Linked DNA regions of Homo sapiens: region 1 is linked to region 2. A link is a contact called in ENCODE Hi-C or POLR2A ChIA-PET data. All regions are on one chromosome and are shown on one strand. The core of a region is the stretch at or near the end of the contact, and the rest is flanking DNA. Distances in the headings are between cores, read along the strand shown.

What was found. A loop is a pair of places that touch in the nucleus more often than their neighbours do. ChIA-PET counts read pairs that join two places held with the same protein, here RNA polymerase II (POLR2A). Pooled maps may share reads with other maps.
Region 1: a map of MCF 10A shows a loop between it and region 2 (11-fold over the local background). The contact joins two enhancer-like sites. A Hi-C loop is called at or near these places in 11 of 168 maps with a recorded cell type or tissue (Calu3, IMR-90, MCF 10A and 7 more), 1 of 37 single-sample maps with no recorded cell type and 3 of 50 pooled maps. POLR2A ChIA-PET finds 5 or more read pairs at or near these places in 7 of 52 experiments (A549, AG04449, AG04450 and 4 more).

The regions. Positions count from the first base shown.
Region 1 is chr9:115,670,753-115,677,808 of GRCh38, forward strand. LOC105376235 (a long non-coding RNA gene) reads left to right here. Exons shown (of 7, transcript XR_930270.3): 6 at 1,685-1,764; 7 at 1,893-2,076. Among named protein-coding and RNA genes, the nearest start is that of LINC00474, 250 kb to the right of the region's middle. RefSeq lists an enhancer at 1,329-2,528. Within about 2 kb of position 2,004, at least 10 of the 41 ENCODE cell types and tissues checked have a DNase peak (open chromatin) inside an H3K27ac peak, as active enhancers do.
Region 2 is chr9:115,588,240-115,595,006 of GRCh38, forward strand. No RefSeq gene overlaps it. Among named protein-coding and RNA genes, the nearest start is that of LINC00474, 330 kb to the right of the region's middle. Within about 2 kb of position 5,421, at least 2 of the 41 ENCODE cell types and tissues checked have a DNase peak (open chromatin) inside an H3K27ac peak, as active enhancers do.

The DNA.
Region 1 (7,056 bases), core at 754-3,253, 79 kb after region 2:
TTTAGGAAAAATATTGTTTTCCAGGGAAGCAATTTTCTGAAGTATGAGTTGTTTTTTTAAAAACACAAAAAACAACCAATTGATATCACTGAACAGAAAACTTCTCTAAATCTGCAGAATTTACCTTAGATCCTGTCATTCACCTTAGATATTCCTGCATAACTAGGGTGGATTTAGGTGGGTTAGATTTTTAGATTTAGCCCTAAAAGGTACTATAAAGTGCTTTCCTAAAAATAAAAGGGGCCTTTGGATCCACTCTGAAGCTATTGATTGTGGACCTGACCAGGTTTCCTGTGTATCATGGTGAGATTGGCAGCCAGGTACAGTACTGAACTAGATAGATAAAGAAGATGCCAGTTCCCATAGAGTTTCTGAGATAGGTGACCATGGACAACAAAGATGTAAGCAACTGAACAAGATCATTGCAAATAATGATAAATGCACAGGAAACAAAAAGCACCATAGTCAGAAAGTGACTAGGCTGGCAGTCGTTATATTGGGTGGTGACAGAAGCTTCTCTGAGGTCAAGACATTTGAGCTGAGACCTGAGAAGGAGGCAATGATCTGGGATCAGAGCTTTTCAGGAAAAGGAAACAGCCAGTGAAATGCTCCAAGATAGTAGTAACATTCTCTTGAAGTACAGCAAGAATGCCAGTGTACTTATAGTAGACTAAACCATTGGAGAGAGCAATTAGCTTGAAGACAGAGGCCAGATGACATAAGGCATGAGTGGCCATGCTAAGGAGTTTGAAATCTAGGCGGTTAGAGGGGTTAGCAGGAAATTGTATGGCATTTTTTTTTTTTTTAAGACGGAGTCTCACTATGTCACCAGGCTGGAGTGCAGTGGTGCGACCACTGCAATCTCCGCCTCCGGGATTCAAGTGATTCTCCTACCTCAGCTTCTTGAAGAAATGGTATGGTATCTTTAAGAGACCTGTTTGCTGTAGGATAGATGATAATACTGGAGACAGAGAAAGCAGTTGGAAACTTTCATGTAAGCAGTGACAGAAGGCCTTGCATCAGAGTGACAGCAGTAGAGATGGGCAGGGGAGGAGAGATTTCAAGATATTTTCTTCAGGCAGAGGAAATAGGACTCTCTGATAGGCTGGATGTGGAAGGAGTAAAGAAAATAATTGGCAGGGTACAGTGGTTCATGCCTATAGTCCCAATACTTTGGGCAGCTGAGACAGTAAGATTGCTTGAGCGCAGGACTTTGAGTCCAACCTGGGCAACAGAGGGAGACCCCTCTATCTAAAAAAAAAAAAAAAAAAAAAAAAGGCTGGGCTAGCCATGTGTGGTGATGGTGCATGCCTGTGGTCCTAGCTACTTGGGAGACTGAGGTGGGAGGATCACTTGGGCCCAGGAATTTGAGACTGCAGTGAGCCATGGTCGTGCCACTGCACTCCAACCTGGGCAAGAGAGCAAGACTCTGTCTCAAAAAAAGAAAAAAATAAAAGAATCAACAAAGACTCCTAGGCTTTTGTTTTGAGCAATTGGATGGGTATCATATAATAGCATCTTCTGAGACAAAGACTGGAGTAGAAAGGAATTTTGGATATACAATGAATAACTATCTTCTAAGGTGAGTTCCAACTCACTTCTAAGGAATCAAACTGTTCACACCCAACCAACACTTCCACTTTTACAAACAAACAACATGATTTTAACTTTCTGTCTCCACTAGGTACTCGACTGTGGTTCAATCTCCAGACCTAGAACAGGAATAGAAGCAAAGGGATTTTCAATATAAATATTAGTTGAATGGTATGAAGTAAAACAAACTTATACTGGTAATAGCTTTGGAATTTACAAAGCATTTTCCCATGCATTATGTCTTCTCCTCCTCATATTAACCCTGCAAACGAAATAACATTATTACCCGTACTTTACAGAAGAGGACACTGAAGCCAAAGGAGAAAATTAACTAGCTCAGTCTTGCATGACCCCTGTGAATGGACTGATCTTGAAACCCAGGTAACCTTACTCCCTGGTCCCAGCCTTTGTTAATGGGGACACAATCCTGGAAATTTTGCCTGTGTGTAAACCTCTAGGGGCTTTTTCTTTCATCGTTTTACATCAGCCAGACTCTGACTCACAGCTGGAGAATCAGCTTCCTTATTATGTAGCGAATTCCATGAACACACACCAAGAGTTGTTTTCTGTAACAGGCTGAAGTAGCTTCTTCTCCCAGTCTCTTTCTCCCATCAAAATTAGAATATCTTTCCTTGGAAAACTGTGCCCAGGTTGAGGGGGACTTCTCCCTGGTTTTGTGTAGACTCTTTGATATGCTCCAAACTCAACGCCTTTCCTTCAATCCCTGGGGCCTTAGGAACAGCCAACCCACATGTGGTGGGAAGTGAGGCGAGGGGGAAAGAGGAATGTGAGGGAGACACAAACACAGCACAATGTTTTCTTTCTGAGAAACTTCATCAAGGCTCCGATTCCAGTGACCTCACCTTCAAGCAATGCCAGCTCCTTTGCTTTAAATCAAAGTTGACATGTGGTGGTGGTTCACATATTTGGAGTCTAATGAGCCTGCAGCTTCTAATGCTGCAAAGGAAATCCTGAGAGTAATATCTGCCCTCTGAGATCAGAGGTGGTCAATAACCTTAATGTATGTCAGCTTCCACACTTTACTCCAGAATTCTTAAGGAAGGTACACATGAAAGGTTGGGCTGTCTATGTAGTGAGCAGCATTCAAATTGGGACACTTACCGCAACCCGCCAGTATACATTCTGTAGTCTAATTTCAAGAAAATGAAACTGAATTATACAAACAGGCTCTCAATTGATCTTCCTACTTTTATTCTTGTCTCGTAATCTTATGTTTTTTTCTCAAAGCACTGAATGTCCTTTCCCGGCTCAAATTCTTCTAGTCCTTACTTGTCACAAATAGAATATAATCGATGTGCCTTTTGATGTCCTACAAAGCCATGCATGATCTGACACCTGGCTATATCTATGAACTTTATTATCACTGCTTCCAACACTCATTCTCACACAAGCTATCTTAGCATCCTTCCTATTCCTAGAGCATGTAACCCGCTGTGACTCATGGTCATTGGCTCTGGTCTTCCCTCTGTAACTGAGGAAAAGGCTCTTACCCAAGAATCTCATGATTCCTTCAATTCCTTCATAATATTCAAGTTTTTGCTCAAATATTACATCTTTAAAGAGTCCTAGCTCCACCATGGTGGAAGTTTCTTCTCCAAGATTTAGTAGTGCCATGATGGTTAATTTTATGTGTCAACTTGACTGGGCCATATGGTGCCCAAATATTTACACAAACATTATTCTGTTTCTGTGAGGATGTTTTGGAATGAGATTACATTTAAATTGGTAGGCTGAGTAAAGAATATTGATTGCCCTTGCTAATGTAGGTGGGCCTCATCTAATCAATGGAAGGTCCAAGTAGAACAAAAAGGCTAAGTAACAGAGAAGTCTTTCTTCCTAATGACCTTTGAACTGGGACATTTGCTCTTTTTAGGTCTCAAGCCTGACAGTCCAGACAGGAACTAAACCGTCAGCTCTCCTCAGTCTCCACTCCAGCTTCCTGACTCACCCTGTAGATCCTGGGACTTTCAAGTACCCATAATCACATGAGCCAATTCCTTATAATAAATATATCTCTTTCTTTCTTTCTTTCTTTCTTCCTTTTTCTTTCTTTCTTTCTTTCTCTTTCTTTCCTTCCTTCCCTCCTTCTTTCTTTCTTTCCTTTCTTTCCTCTCTCTCTCTCTCTCCGTATGTATATAGAGGCAACCAACTTCAGATAAAATATTTGAAACAAAGAATATCTGCACTGAACATGTACTGACTTTGTCTTTTCTTATTACTCCCTAAATAATAAAGTATAACAACTATTTACATAGTATTTACATTGCATTAGGTATTATAAGTAATTTAGAGATGATTTAAAGCATACATGAGAACATGTGTAGGTTGTATACAGATACCACACCATTTTATATAAGGGACTTGAGCATTACTGGGATTTGGTATACTCGAGGATGGAGGGGTCCTAGAATCAACCCCCAACAGATACCAAGAGATGATAATTATTGGTTCTGCTTCTCTAGAGAATTCTGACAAATAGAAATTTTGGCACTGAGAGTGGTTCTAGAGGAATATTTGTTTTCTATTAACAATATTGTGGCCGGGGATCCCAGCACTTTGGGAGGCCGAGACAGGTGGATCACCTGAGGTCAGGAGTTCAAGACCAGCCTGGCCAACATGGCAAAACTCCATCTCTACTAAAAATACAAAAAATTAGCTAGACATGGTGGCGGGTGCCTATAATCCCAGCTACTCAGGAGGTTGAGCCAGGAGAATTGCTTGAACCTGGGAGGCAGAGGTTGCAGTGAGCCGAGATCACACCACTGTACTCCAGCCTGGGTGACAGGTAAATAAATTTAAAAAGTAAAAATAAAAAAATAAAAACATGTATTTTAACAGTTTATTACTCTTTCTAATGCCATAGCCAAAAGACATGACATACTCATCTCACATGTCATAGTCAGTGGCATGCTGGGGGAGGAGTGTGATGCTGATCTGCTTCAGATAGTCATTTAGGGACCCAAGGCCCTTCCATCTAGTGGTTCAATAATCTTCTAGAAGTCCCTTTCTATAAACTCAATATATGTATTATATTCTTTCTTTTTTATACTTACTGTGCATATTTATTATAAGGCATACAACATGATGTTATGGGATATGCATAGATAGTAAAAAAAAAATGCCCTTTCTTTTTCGGTTGTTGTTTTTGTAGCAAGAGCAGCTAAAATCTATTCATTTAGCCTGATACCATATGCAGTACAATTTTATTATCCATAGTTCTCATCCTACACATTAGATCTGTATACTTGTTCATCCTACATATCTGCTTCTTCATATCCTTTGACTTGCACCTCCCTCTTCCCCCACCACCTCACCTGGTAACCACTGTTTGGTTCTCTGTCTCTGTATATTTAAACAATTTTTTAAAATGTCACATATAAGTGAGATAATGTGAAAAATTTCTTTCTGTGTCTGGTTTATTTCACCTAGCATAATGTTCTCCAAGCTCAACCGTGTTGTGGCAAAGTGCAAGCTCTCATTATTTCAAGCTGAGTAACAGTCCATTGTATGCATGTAGTACAGTTTCTTTATCCATTTGCCAGTCAACAGGAACTTAGGTTGTTTTTATATCTTAGTTATTGTGAATAATGATACAATGAACATGGGAGTACATATATCTTTATGAGATTGTAATTTCATTTCCTTTGGGTATATACCCAGAAAAGATATTGCTGAGTCATATGAGAATTCTATTTTTCGTTTATTTAGAAACTTCTATATTGTTTTCCACATTGGCGACACCAGTCTACATTTCCACTGACAGCATTACGAGAGTTCTTTTTCTTCACAATGTCTCTAACATTTATTATCTTTTGACTTTTTGTCAATAGCCTTCTTAATGGGTATGAGGTGATATTCCATAGTGGTTTTGATTTGTATTTTCTTGATGGTTAATGATGTTAAGCACCTTTTTATATACCTGTTGTCCATTTTTAAGTCTTCTTTGGAGAAATGTCTATTCAGGTTTTTTGTCTGTATTTTAATTGGGTTATGTTTTTCCCACTATTGAGTTGTATGAATTCTTCATAAATACAGTATATTAACCCCTTGTCAGATATATGGTTTGCAAATTTTTTTCAATTTTTAGACTGCCATCTTATGTTTATTGTTTAAGAGAAACAGAATTTTAAGATGAGTTTTCTGAATGGGTTGTGGGGTTTATGAAATCTGCTCTCTAATCTGATTAGATTTAAATATGCTAATGATTCTATTTTCAGTGGTAGAAAAAGTACTGATGGTCTGTGGCATGGTCTGACAGTACAGATACACAAAATCTCACCATTGCATACTACTGATCAATGGCATATAAGAATCTTGGAAGGATCTGCATGATTATATATGATACTTTTAAACACTTCTGTCTGACTAACAAGTATAATGAGATTGGCTGGTTGCTCCTAATGTTGCTTAATTAAGTAGGAAAAGAAAAAGATGAACTCAAGGATTCAATGTCCCAATTCAAGTGCTACGTAAATGACTTGATAGCTTCTATATGAGCCCTGAAGGAGACTGCTATCTCCTGTAGCTCAGGGCTGAGGTTGTGGAAAACCAAATCTTTATCATGCAACTGGCTGAATTACAATACAAGTTTGAACTGCCAACCTCACAGGTTGCCTTCTGTTAAAATGTGGACATTGATTGCAAAGGAAGTAATGGGGTTCCTGAAAGATGAAATGGAGATATGTGGGAAGATCCTGATGAAGGTTAAGACATTGAGCCCCTAAATTCTGCATCATTTTTGCCAGTGGAAGCAGACTTTCCAGACATAGTGGAAGCATCTTTTCTATCCCCATTTGAGGGGATTTACTATGTATTGCCTGAAGAAACTCTAATGGCTTCTCCTGAGAGAGTTATCTTGTAAGATTAATGGTTCTCCTCAGGACCCATCCCCATGATCCCTCTTTGCTTTTAGACTTATAGCTAAAGTCCAGAAGGTGCCTAAAGGTGAAGTATACATCCTCATGAGTAAAACAAGGAGGTGCACTATATTCCAAAAGAACTACTTTGTGCTTTCTAATTTATACAGACAAAAATCCAGGGAACATGTGTGGGAACAGATACTAATGGTGTGGGATAATGGTGAAAGGAACATAAAGTTGGATCAAGTTAAATTATTCATATAAGCTCACTAAGCAGTGATTCTTAACCAATGTTGCAGCTCAGGGAGTTAAAAGGGGTTCTAATAGTTTGTTTTGTTGGTTGGCTGAAACAGGGACCAAAAGGTGACCAATAATTAGCAAGTCAGAAATACGTACTTGCTTTGGTTTAATGTGGAGAAAGGAATTTAAAAGCTTAGGGGGATTAGTATGTATATTAGCCAGGGTTCTCTAGAGGGACAGAAGTAATGCAATATACATATGTATTCTATATATATATGGGAGTTTATTAAGTATTAACTCGCACAATCACAAAGTTCCACAATAGGCCTTCTGCAGGCTGAGG
Region 2 (6,767 bases), core at 4,171-6,670:
TTTTAAGATGGCTTCTCACTCTGTTGCCATGCAGTGGTGTGATCTGTGATCTTGGCTCACTGCAACCTCCGCTTCTCAGGTTCAAGTGATTCTTGTGCCTCAGCCTCCTGAGTAACTGGGATTACTGGCATGCACCACCATGCCTGGCTAATTTTTTGTATTTTTAGTAGAGACAGGGTCTCACCATATCAGCCAGCCTGGTCTTGAACTCTTGATTTCAGGTGATCCGCTCACCTCAGCCTCCCAAAGTGTTGGGACTACAGGAATGGGCCACGGTGCCCAGCCTATCTTGCCTTCTTTTGGCTGACATTGACAAGGGATAAAGGAAAGAGATGAGCTCCATAAAGAATTTCCCAGTTTGGAACCTCAAATGCAAGATAATTAAAAAGATTCCAGAAATTTGTGGCATTAAATGTTTAGAAAAACCTACTGCTTCTAGGTCTCAAACAGTGAAAGATGAGAAGGTAAATAAATAAATAAATAAATAATTTTTAAAAAGCTATTTACATAGCAAGAATTCAATAAGTAGTCTGAATAACAAAAGGAAAAGTAATTTGGCCCTTCAGTAAAGATAATTCTGAAAAGAGCTACAGTTATCTCTCAAGCTTACTATTCCAGATAACTTCAAGGTTGCTGTCAACACATAAAGATGGGACATGAGGAAGCCTATGAGGAGGATGCAAAAAAAAAAAAAAAAATTTAAAAACTCTATCTGGGACAGAATGTTGGGTGTATTCACTAGTACATGAAACTGATTGGAATCAAATAAATCATAAGCCCACAATATTTTTGAGGAAACAATATTGCCATGAAAGCATCATCCCAGTTCAAAACCCTGCAAGGGCTTGGCAAAGCTTAGAACAACTTTTGGATTGGATATAGGCTGCAAAGTATAAGTAGCCCCCAAGGAAGGCATTCCCAAAGGTCCACTTCAATTGTGGCATAGGAGTGTAATGGATAGGAGAGAACGTCTGAGTTTGCAGCCAAGAGCCACTGAAAACAATGAGTGCCCAAAGAAGTATTGTTCAGAGAACAAAATCAGGGCTTATCCATGAACTTTCTCTCTTCTCCATAGAGGACCTTCACAATGTCTCCCCAGCGAGATTTCAAACTTGCATTAGTCCAGTAACTGCTGTGTGTCTCCTATTTACCTCTTTTCTGAATAGTTACCCAGAACCTGAGAACTCATGTTGTGAACTGATGGAGAAAACTATGCATCAGTGAAGTATCTTGGACCTTGAGCTAGATGAGGTGACTTAGTGGGACTTTGGCTTATTTCTCCTGGGAACAAGCTGAGTGTATTCTATGTATGGGAAGAATAGTAAAATGGATATTCAGTAACCAGAGCTGAGGACTGAAGTAGAAACAATGTGACGTGTTGCCTAAAACATGCTACATGGTTCCTTTTTCTTCTGGAGACAGCTAGACTATGTTTCTCAACTCTCATTGCAATGAACAGACCAAAGAAATATGAGTGGAAGTTATAAATGCTACTTCCAAGTCTGGCTTCTAAAATCTCCTGTGTGATACTTCACATGCTCTTTTTCTCATCCTCTGCAGCTGAATGAAATGAATATAGAGGAGAACTGAAAGGCCATGGAGGATCTGAGCCACTACATGGAAAGAGCAAGGGTCCATGAATGACAGCTTGAAACAGGGTCCCTCTCTGCTGCCAACCTGCATGGATGGAGACATGAATAAGAAATAAGCACTACTGAGTCAAGACAGAGAGATCTGAAGGTTGATTGTTATAGCAGTTGGACTTCCCTATTATCTAATATACTGTGCTATCTTCCAATGCTTAGCTAGTAAGGGGGGCTCTAGGGATACCAGTTAAAGAACTCTGGAATGCATCCCTTGCAAGTCTGAGATATGAAAGGCCACAATTAGGTCATGTTAAGAAATCTAAAGCTGACTGTAGACTGAAGTCTGGCTTCAGTAAATATGAAAGAGAAAAGAAGAGCTGACTAACTGCTTTGAATTAGAGCCAGGAGAGACTGTTGCATTGCTACTGACCTGCAGTTAGAAAGTTCATCAGGGCAAGGAGCCAGTGATTGTTTCCCAGGGAACATGTGTGGGCCAATGATACAGAGCTCACTGGAGTCTTGGTTGGTTTTGTCCAGTAGGTCTGCCTGGAGGGAGAAGGAAAACTTACAAAAGGAGACTGGGGGTATACTTGTGTGTGAAGGCCCAGATAATGAGGACAGATCCCCAGAGACCTCCTAGAATAGCTAGAAAAGCCTGGGGTCAAAGAAGCTGCAGGGGAGGAGTGTCCAACATGAAACCTCTGAGGAGTTCAGGGAAACACCCCAAGAGAAAGGAAGTCAGCTTTAATCTTCGGCAGGGCCTAGAGAGTGAGAAGTCAATCAGGAATAATAAATGACCCATCTCCTTGTCCCCTGTACCCTTTGAACCAGAGGGGAGCAAAACAGAAGCTAGCTAATGAAAGATGTGTTATAGAATTCAGGGTAACTGAGGTTATGCTGCAGAAGCAAATAACAAAAAGATCTCGAGGACTTCTTGTTTAAGTTCTTTTTTTCTTCACATACATTTATTTTCTGTTCACACTACAGTATGTTATCAGTTAGCATGGGTCTCTGTTCAGCATAGTTCAGGCAGGCACACAGGCCAATAGAGGTTCTGTCTTGATACATATTTCCAAAAGACATTGTCATTGCATAAGCACAGCATTGGAACACTGTGTGACTGTCCTATGGACCTCAACTGTCCCATTTTTAACCACTGTGTGACTGTCCTGTGGACCTCAACTGTCCCATTTTTAAAATGGGAATTCATGAAATGAGGCAGAAAAAAGGAACAACACATATCGACATTTCTCAATTTTTTAAAAAGAAATTATGTGTGTGTTCATCTATCCCAGATTAGAGTTTTTTTTTTTTTTTTTTTTTTTTTTTTGAGACGGAGTCTCGCTCCTGTCGCCCAGGCTGGAGTGCAGTGGCGCGATCTCCGCTCACTGCAAGCTCCGCCTCCCGGGTTCACGCCATTCTCCTGCCTCAGCCTCCTGAGTAGCTGGGACTACAGGCAGCAGCCACCTCGCCCGGCTAATTTTTTGTATTTTTAGTAGAGACGGGGTTTCACCGTATTAGCCAGGAAGGTCTCGATCTCCTGACCTCGTGATCCGCCCACCTCGGCCTCCCAAAGAGCTGGGATTACAGGCATGAGCCACCGCACCCGGCCAGAATATTTTAATTAATTTTTTTCCTCTAACATATTTCACAAAACACACTTTTGCAAAGACCAGAATACAAGCACACCTCTGTATTTTATGTCGTTGCTGTTGTTGCCATCATACTCCTCTGAGAGTGTATGGAGGTCCACACCCAACTTTCTTGGTAAAACAGCATCCTATTTTTATCTGTTGGATTTTCAATTCTAAGATTCAAATCCAAGCATCTTCTTGCTTGTAGGCAAAGTGACCACTAGAGGGAAGCAACTGCCAGGCAGAGCAATTTCTTCACGCCATGGGTAATTTGATCCCTGTGTGTCATACTCCAAGGGTTTGGACAGAATACCTAGTTCTAACAGGAAGTTAGTAGTCACGGAGCCTGGCTACTGCCAAGCTCTTTCACTGACTTTGATCAAACCACACTTGGGGCTGCGTGCAGTGGTTTATATCTGTAATCCTAGCACTTAGGAAGGCCTAGGTGGGAGGATTGCTTTAGATCAGGAGTTTGAGACCAGCCTGGGCAAAATAGGGAGACGTTATCTCTACAAAAAAGTAAAATAGGCATGGAGGTGCACAACTGTGGCCCTAGCTACTAAGGAGGATGAAGTGGGAGGATCGCTTGAACCCAGAAGTTAAAGGTTGCAGTGAGCTATGATTGTGCCACTGCACTCTAGTCTGGGCAACAGAGCAAGAACCTGTATCTAATAAATAAATAATAAACAAACAAACAAACCACATTTGGGCTCTGTGTCCCTGGGTCTTTATAGACACAAAGTATAGCCTTGGGAAACATGAGTGGCCTTTATTTATTTTTGTGAAACTCTCCCAGTAATTCTTTTTATAAGGCTCTTCCGTCACCTCTTTTAAGACTAACTGGAGCGGTAACCCCTCCTTAGGCTCAGAGATGACATTCTCTCCATTCAGCCAGCTTGTCCTCTGCCCTCATGGGACACATCGCTCTTCTTGAGCTGATGGGAGTCTGAGAAACAATCTTATACACCAAAGATAACCCTCCATTCCTCTATGGGCAGAAAAACAGATCGCAATTAGATGAGCCAGGGACCTTAATAAATGCAGATGTCCATTTAAATAAACCAGCAACTCTTGGGATGTAAACAGAAACAGAAACATACTTCATAATTAGAGATGAATGATGAGCAAATGAGTCAGTAGAGGATGGATTAAAGCAATAGTCTATAGCAATAATCAGAAAGTCAGAGCCCAAATCTCAGATCTCTCAGTAATTGTTAATTTTTGTTAGATTATTTAGTGTTTCTGAGTTTCAGCTTCTACATCTGTACAAAGAATCTGATGATACTTATTTGTGTGCATGCACAAAGCTAGGTACATTGTAGCATTCAAATGTTCATCTTAAGAAACAAAATGAAGGGTGAAGAAAAAGAGCAAACTTTGTGCATCTAATACCTGGTACAGTGGAGTCAACTAGTGCTTTGGGGCATATCACACTGGTGGTCTAATTCCAGCTCTGCCATCTACTGGCTGTGTGACCTTGGACTTGTCACTGACCCATATTCAACCTCAGTTTCTTATTTGGAAACCTAAAGTATTAATGGCTGCTTGATATCCAAAGGAGACAGATGATAGGCATCAAGTCAGTAGCTACCAAGGATTATTATTTTCCACATAAGGTACTTTTCTAAATTCATCCTGATTAATACTATAATATAATCTCATCATCAACCCTCTAAAGCAGGAATTATTATCCCCATTTCACAGGCCAAGAAACTGAGAGATTTAAAACTAGACAGTGTCTGGACTGTTTCTGTGGTCTAATTGTTTCATCATGCCTTAACTGAAGTAGAAGACCTGTTGACCCATGCTGACTACTAGAGCTCCTGGCTAAGGTTTCCTTTGCTTTCCTTTGTTTGTTTGTTTGTTTTTGAGATAGGGTCTCACTCTGTCACCTTAGCTAATGTGAAGTATCGCAATCACAGCTCACTACAGCCTTGAATTCCTGGGCTCTAATGGTCCTCTTGCCTTAGCCTCTAGAATAGCTGCTACAATGCAGGTACATGCCACCATACATGGCTAATTTTTTATTTTTTGTAGAGACTGGAGTCTTGCCATGTTGCCCAGGCTGGTATCAAATTCATGGCCTCGAGCTATCCTCCTGCACTAGCCTTCCATAGCCCTGAAATTACAGGTGTGGGCCCCCATGACCAGCCTAAGGTTCTCTCTGATAAGTGCTATTTCCTCCGCAGCCTTCCCAAAGCTTTGGGGGGTACACACTTTCTTTGCCTACCGTTTTCTCCTCTAGTGTGTGCATTGACTGAAATCACCCACTAGATGGTGCTGATATACTAACTTTGGTTTGCTTTGGCATCTACCCGGTGAATTAAAAATTTACTTTATACATCAACAAACCAAAATCTCTACATAAATCTCAGCTTGTAAGAATCATATACTTGTAAAGATTTTTTTTTTTAAATTCAGGGTGAACTCTGGAGGCTTAGTTATCTTGCTTAAAAATGCAGACCAGCCTTCTATAAATTTACCAGCTGAGGCTCTTCTATGGCCATGAGCAATCTCAACACTGTGTGTGTATCTGCTCCAGGGTGAGATGGAAATTATTAGCGGCTTTTTCTCTGAGTGTATAGCTCAATGGGCTTGTGAGAGCCCACCAGCTCTCCATAGCTTCTGCTTACTGCTCTGTGAAAGGAGACGCAGAATACAGACTCGGCTCACAGCTCATGTGAGGATAGAACAGGGTATTCTAGTAGATCTGATTACTCTCTGATTTCCACTTCTTTCTCTTATTGCCTGTCACAAATGTCTATAAAATCATCATTTTGGAAAAGTATCACACCCCTTTATAACAACAATAATAACCAACCTCTATATAGCCTTTTGTGGTTTACAAAGCATGTCTCTCTCAAATATTTAATATATCTAAATTAACAGTCAGTGTTATTTACTCCATTTTACAGAGGAGAAATTAAGGCTCAAGGGAGTAAGTAGATTCCTAAGGATCTACAAACTATTTAATTACAGTGCCAGAACTTGAACCCAAGCTTTCTGATTACAAGTATCTGGCTAATGTCACTACACAAGATAAAAACCTTTATTACATCTAAGGAATACACTTATAATGACAACTCATATCCTGCTACTTCTTTTCTGAATACCTCTGAATTTCACCTTACTTCAAAATTCAGAGTCCCTGGAGGGAGAAAACAACCCTCTCTCCCCACTTTTCTTGTTTCCTCCCTCCTGTCTTCCATTCTAGTGCCCAACCCAGCAATAAATGTTGTGGGAGGCAACAGAGAAGACACTGTCTGTGTTCCATGTAGCTACAGAACACCAAAGCTGGAAGGGATTATTGTGATTATCTCATCTAACCACCCCTTTTCCATTTAAGGAAATCAAGCCAGGAAGGACAAGAAATATTCCTATATGTGACGCCATGGGATTGTCTCAAATGACCTACTTTTAATTGCAGTGAATCTATACCTTGGTATACATTAGTTTAGAAACTGTGTTCATGCCAACTGCATTTCCTTTAAAAGAACATCTAGTTTAAGTTTTTCACTCATGCAGCATCCCCTCTTCCCTCTGACCC